2 separate regions of the Homo sapiens genome follow, and region 1 is linked to region 2. Evidence: read pairs that join two places in POLR2A ChIA-PET (ENCODE). Cell type or tissue: A673. All regions are shown on one strand. Each heading gives the region's core, and the rest is flanking DNA. Links, peaks and the distances in the headings are about the cores only.

Evidence for each region. ChIA-PET counts read pairs that join two places held together with the same protein. Peaks named below come from ENCODE experiments on the same cell type or tissue, not always from the same donor. Only the 100,000 strongest peaks of a DNase experiment are listed, where the experiment ranks them.
Region 1: POLR2A ChIA-PET joins it to region 2 with 6 read pairs; 4 of 35 experiments call an interaction of 5 or more read pairs at or near these places.

What each region holds. Positions count from the first base shown.
Region 1 is chr19:41,107,981-41,110,892 of GRCh38, reverse strand. No RefSeq gene overlaps it. Among named protein-coding and RNA genes, the nearest start is that of CYP2F1, 5.0 kb to the left of the region's middle. In A673, for the core only: no CTCF peak of the experiment used is centred there; a DNase peak (open chromatin) is centred at 1,692; H3K27ac peaks cover 2,036 bases.
Region 2 is chr19:41,271,422-41,274,333 of GRCh38, reverse strand. HNRNPUL1 (heterogeneous nuclear ribonucleoprotein U like 1) reads right to left here. Exons shown (of 15, transcript NM_007040.6): 3 at 2,099-2,252; 4 at 279-352. Among named protein-coding and RNA genes, the nearest start is that of HNRNPUL1, 8.5 kb to the right of the region's middle. In A673, for the core only: no CTCF peak of the experiment used is centred there; no DNase peak of the experiment used is centred there.

The DNA.
Region 1 (2,912 bases), core at 143-2,642, 160 kb after region 2:
TAATAATAATAATGAAAAGAGAACCCTCCTTCCTACTCCTTCCTAGTCAACCATGCTCCATCTCTTGTGGGCAACCATTGTTCTAGGTTTTTTTCTCTTCTTTTGAGACAGGGTCTTGCTCTGTCCCCCAGGCTGGAGTGCAGTGGTGTGATCATTGTTCACTGCAACCTTGACCTCCCTGGCTCAAATGATCCCCCGGCCTCAGCCTCCTGAGTAGCTGGAAGTAGAGGCCTGTGCCATCACAACTGGCTAATTTAAAAATTTTTTGTAGAGGCAGAGGTCTCCCTATGTTGCCCAGGCTGATCTCGAACTCCTGGGCTCAAGCAATCCTTCTGCCTCAGCCTCCCAGAGTGCTGGGATTACAGGCTTGAGCCACTGCATCCAGCCCTGTTCTAGTTTTTTCTTCCCACTATTGATCTACATTTCATATAAATGAAAATCTACGGCTGGGCATGGTGGCTCACGCCTGTAATCTTAGCTTTTTGGGAGGCTGAGGCGGGTGGATCACCTGAGGTCAGGAATTTGAGACCAGCCTGGCCAACGTGGTGAACCCCTCTCTCTATGAAAAATACAAAAATTAGCTGGACTTGATGGAGGGTGCCTGTAATCCCAGCTAGTCGGGAGCCTGAGGCAGGAGAATCACTTGAACCTGGGAGGCGGAGGTGGCAGTGAGCCAAGATCATGCCACTGTACTCCAGCCTGGGCGACAGAGCGAGACTCCGTCTCAAAAAAAAAAAAAAGAAAAGAAAATCTACAGCATTTCTTCCATATACCAAGCCTGCTTCTGGGAAGCATACGTAATGCTTTTGAGAGTTAACCATGTGTTACATACATCAGAAGCTCATTCCTTTTCATTGCAGAGTAGCATGTCACCGCATATAGATGTGCCACAATTTGCTTTTCACCAGTTGATGGAAATGTGGATTGTTCCCAAGGTCTGGCTATTTTGAATAATATGTATTATTCTTGGCATATATGCATATGTCTTTGTGGGGATCTATGTTTCGTGTATCTGGATATATCTGTGAGTGTGACTGCTGGGTTCTATGATGAGTGTATATTTATAAGAAACTTCCAAACTCTTTTCCAAAGTGGCTGTGTCATGTTTTCATTTCCTGTGTGATTTGTTTTCTTCTCTCTATTGAATATTTTTCATAAAGAGCCAATAAGCTGGCCGGGCATGGTGGCTCATGCCTGTAATTCGGCACTTTGGGAGGCTGAGATGGGCAGATCAATAGAGATCAGGAGTTCAAGACCAGCCTGGCCAACATGGTAAAACCCCGACTCTACTAAAAATACAAAAATAGCTTGGCATGGTGGTGTGTGCCTGTAGTCCCAGCTACTCAGGAGGCTGAGGCAGGAGAATTGCTTGAACCCGGGAGGCAGAGGTCGCAGTGAGCCGAGATCACACCACTGCACTCCAGCCTGGGCAACAGAGGGAGACTCTGTCTCAAAAAACAAAACAAAACAAACAAACAAAAAACCCCAATAAGCTGTATTTCTCCCATCTTAAAAAGACCCTTTTATGAAAAGATGTTCAAAATCACTAGCCATCTAGGGAAATAAAAATCAAAAGCAAGAGATATAACTTCGTGTTCATTAGGATGGCTATTAAAAAACACGCACCAGAAATGGTATAATGGTAGGTATTGCCCCTTCCTTCCTTCCTTCCTTCCTTCCTTCCTTCCTTCCTTCCTTCCTTCCTTCCTTCCTTCCTTCCTTCCTTCCCTCTTTCTTTTACCTCCTCAGCTCAAGTGATCCTCCTGCTTTGGCACCCCAATTAGCTGGGACTATAAGCCTGTACCACCATGCCCAGCTACTTTTTTTGTTTTTTATTTTTATTATTTATTTATTTATTCATTTATTTATTTATTTTTGAGACGGAGTCTCCCTCTGTCGCCCAGGCTGGAGTGCAGTGGCACGATCTCGGCTCACTGCAAGCTCCGCCTCCTGGGTTCAGGCCATTCTCCTGCCTCAGCCTCCCGAGTAGCTGGGAATACAGGCGCCTGCAACCTCACCCGGCTAATTTTTTGTATTTTTAATAGAGACGGGGTTTCACCATGTTAGCCAGGACGGTCTCAATCTCCTGACCTCGTGATCTGCCCGCTTAGGCCTCCCAAAGTGCTGGGATTACAGACGTGAGCCACTGCGCCCGGCCTGTTTTTTATTTTTTTAGAGATGGAGTCTCACTATGTTGCCCAGGCTGGTCCTGAACTCTTGACCTTAAATGATTTGCCTGTGTCAGTCTCCCAAAGTGCTGGGATTATAGGCATGAGCCACTGTGCCAGTCTTGCTAATGTATTTCACTGTATGAATATACCATAATTTCTTTATCCATTCACCTGTTGATGAACATTTGATTTGTTTCCAGTTTTTGGCTATAAGCTGCTCTGAACATTCTTTTTTATTTTTATTTTTTGAGACAGGCTTTCTCTCTGTCGTGTAGGCTGGAGTGCAATGGCATGATCTCAGCTCACTGCGGCCTCTCCCTCTTGGGTTCTAGTGATTCTCCCACCTCAGCCTCCTGAGTAGCTGGGACTGCAGGTTCATGCCACCATGCCCAGCTAATTTTTGTATTTTTTAGCAGAGACAGGGTTTCACCATGTTGGCCAGGCTGGTCTCGAACTCCTGACCTCAAGTGATCCGCCCGCCTCAGCCTCCCAAAGTGCTTAGATTACAGGTGTGAGCCATCGCGCCTGGCCTGAATATTCTCATACAAGGCGTTTTGTAATCTGTGCATTCAGTTATTTTTGGTATTGTTGGGCCATAGGATAAGGTATATTTTAGCCTTAGTGGGTACTGCCAAACAGCTCTTCCAAGTGGTTTATCAATTTACATTTCCCTGAGACGTATATGAGAATGCCAGACCTTCTCTTGACCCCATGTCATCCTTCAATTCCTGCTCCATTCTC
Region 2 (2,912 bases), core at 107-2,606:
TCTCCCTGAAAATCCTCTGAGGTTAGTACAGCAGATTTACTCCTTCCTGAAGGGAAGCTCAGAGAAGTAGAATGACTTGCCCAGGGTCCCACTGCTAGAGTTGGGAGTAGGTCTTTTGCCTCCAAACCAGTACTCTTGCTCCAGAGCTAAGCCGTGTCTCACATGTGGACTAACAATGTCTTTGGACGGTGCCCAGCAGGGATTCTGGTGAAGGTCAAGACCACAATTTCCCCATACTGACTGTAAGGCAGAATTAGATGCACACTCCAAAGACTTACAGGTGTCAATAGCAACAAGGGTATCATCAAAGTCATCTTCATCCTCTTCAGCAGGAGGCTGAGGAGAGCGGCCCCTGTATTAGAAACAGGGGTTAAGTCATACAAGAACAATGGATGAGCACAAAGGAAAGAAAATGAATGTTCTGCTGTAATCTATGAGTGGCCTCCAGACTGCTTCCTGAATCTCCATTTCCTTCCACAGAGGTGGGCAAAAGAACTCTGAAACCCTACATCCTTGCAAGGAGAGCAATGACCGTCAACTCCTACGGTGGAGACAGGGATTGAAGAAGGCATGCTCTGCTGAAGGGGGGCATCAGAATCATTTAGGGAATTTTTTCACTCTTTTTTTACACCCAAAGATTCTGATCCATACCCTCTGCATGTTGACAACCACTTCCACACTGATCTCTGTTACTGTTTGGAGGCTGTGGTATCCCAAAAGGGTGCTGGCCAGGAAGGGGAATGTGCAAGAGCCTATATAAATCCCAATAATTACTATCTATCCATGTACCAGGCTTCTTAAAATCCTACATCTGTAAGAATTTGAGATGACCCATTTTTTTCAGTGTCCTAAATTATAAACGATATTCATTTTCCTACCAAAACGCTAAAAAAGGGACTTAACACTGTTGGTTTCTGCTGTACAGGAACGAGGAAGAAGGGTAGAAAGGTAGAATCTAACACTCAGGGTCCTGCCTGGACAGTCTGGGTGGTCGCAGTGCACTGCATGCACAGATGGGGAGCCCATGCCCATTTGGCTGCTGACTCTCCCAGCAGCAGGCTTCCCTCTGGTGGAGGGCCCCTCTGGCCTCGCCAGGCCAGGGCTAACATGGATGAGCTGTGCTCATCACATGTTAAGTCCATTCTAGGAAACTTTCCCTGCCAGCCCAGGATCAGAGCGAGTGTTCTTCCTTTGCTCTCCATCAGTAAGTAGCTTCCAGGCTTCTGCTCTGTGGGAGGCAGTGGAAGAACCCCATATGAGGTGGGATCCATGTCCTAACTTAAATCATAGCCTGTGAGATCCAGGCCCTGTCTCAGACAGTAACAAGCTAGTTAGAAGGTGGACTCCGCCAGATAGGAAATAGAATGTCAGATGACTAGTCCAGATGAGTACAGTGGCCATTCCTAGTTTTCATAATTGCAAAAGGCTTCAGACAGGAACTGAAGGAAGGAAGGAGGGAAGGGAAGGACTTGGTCTGGAGGGAAAGGAGGGAAGGGCTTGTTAGGGAAGGGAAATGACCAAAGCAGAGGCTGCTCCCTCTTCTGAACTCCTGAAACTCACCTGCATCCTGACTACTCACCTCAGAGGTTGTGGCTTACTAGTGTATGTGTCTGAGTCCCCACACTGGAACAACAGAAGGCAAAACCCACTGTCCATCTGTATGTTGCTAGTGTCCAGCCCAAGAGTGGGCACTTCGTGACAGCACTGTGAGAACTGACTGAATGAGTGGATGAATGGGAAGAGGATGTGTATTTGGGAGTAGTGTTAGGAAACAGATATTTCTTTCATTACGGGTATCAAGCAGCTGACTGCAGGGGCAGTAAGGCAAAGGACAGAACAGGCAGGCTGGCATCTCACGCGTGAAAGTCTAAGATATTTAGAAGTTACCCTGCAGGTAAGAAGGGAGGAACTGGGGGAAGGACCAAAAGTTTAGGAAAGCTGAATCTGGTAGCAAGTACGGGAAGGGACAGGAAGAGTGTGAAAGCAGAGGGAATCTTTACTCAGCCCCTCTAGGTTAGTGCAAATGTCCCCAGCAAGCACGAGGCTATGGATATAGAAACCTACCAGAGCAAGGGTGACTGCTGCCTCATACACCCACCTCCTATCCTCTCGGTGCTCAAAGTACCCCCGTCCCCGGTTTTCTTCATAAGGCCTCTTTCGACTCTGGAATTGCTGCCTGTCTGGCTTGAGTTGAGAAGCTTCAGGCGGGAGGAAGCTGGTGGGTGCTCCTTGCTTCATCTCTGTCTTCATTTCTATTGTCAAGACAAATTCAGATGGTCAAGACACTCGCAAGCTCCCCAGCTATCACTTTTCTGGTCCCTTTTCCCTTGAGAGATGTGAGCAGGATCCTCACTACAGTGATGAAGGGCTGGGCACAGGCAGCTTGCTGAGTTCAACAGAAGCCTGCTGAGCCAGCCAAGAAGGCCATACTGGAGAACAGGGTTAGGATCTGAGATACCATGACCCTAAATTCTCCAATTTCTCTTCCCAAAGAACCTCTCTGCCTTAGTTCTTACAAAGCTTCTTCAGTCTGGCAAGGGAGGGGGAGAGGATGAATTCAACAGGGTACTGTGGTCCTGCAGCTAACTCTACGGGCTTTAGTTACCCTACCAAAAGAGGCCAGAATCACTCCGGTTAAGCCATCCCATAGGTGCAATAACCTCTTTAAGTCATACCATTAACAGAAAGTCAGGATGGGATACCGTGCTGTGGACCACGGGTAAGTCCTAGTCTCAGGCAGACTCCAGGAATCAGTGCCTAACCAAGAGCAAACCACAGATGTAGGCTACCTTCATTTCTCCCACAGCATTAATCCCTGATGCTGAAGCTCATTCACATCTACTCATTTCTGCATTCAACCCCAGACCATTTTGGATCACTCCCCAGCTTCGGCATGTGGACCACATCTCTCA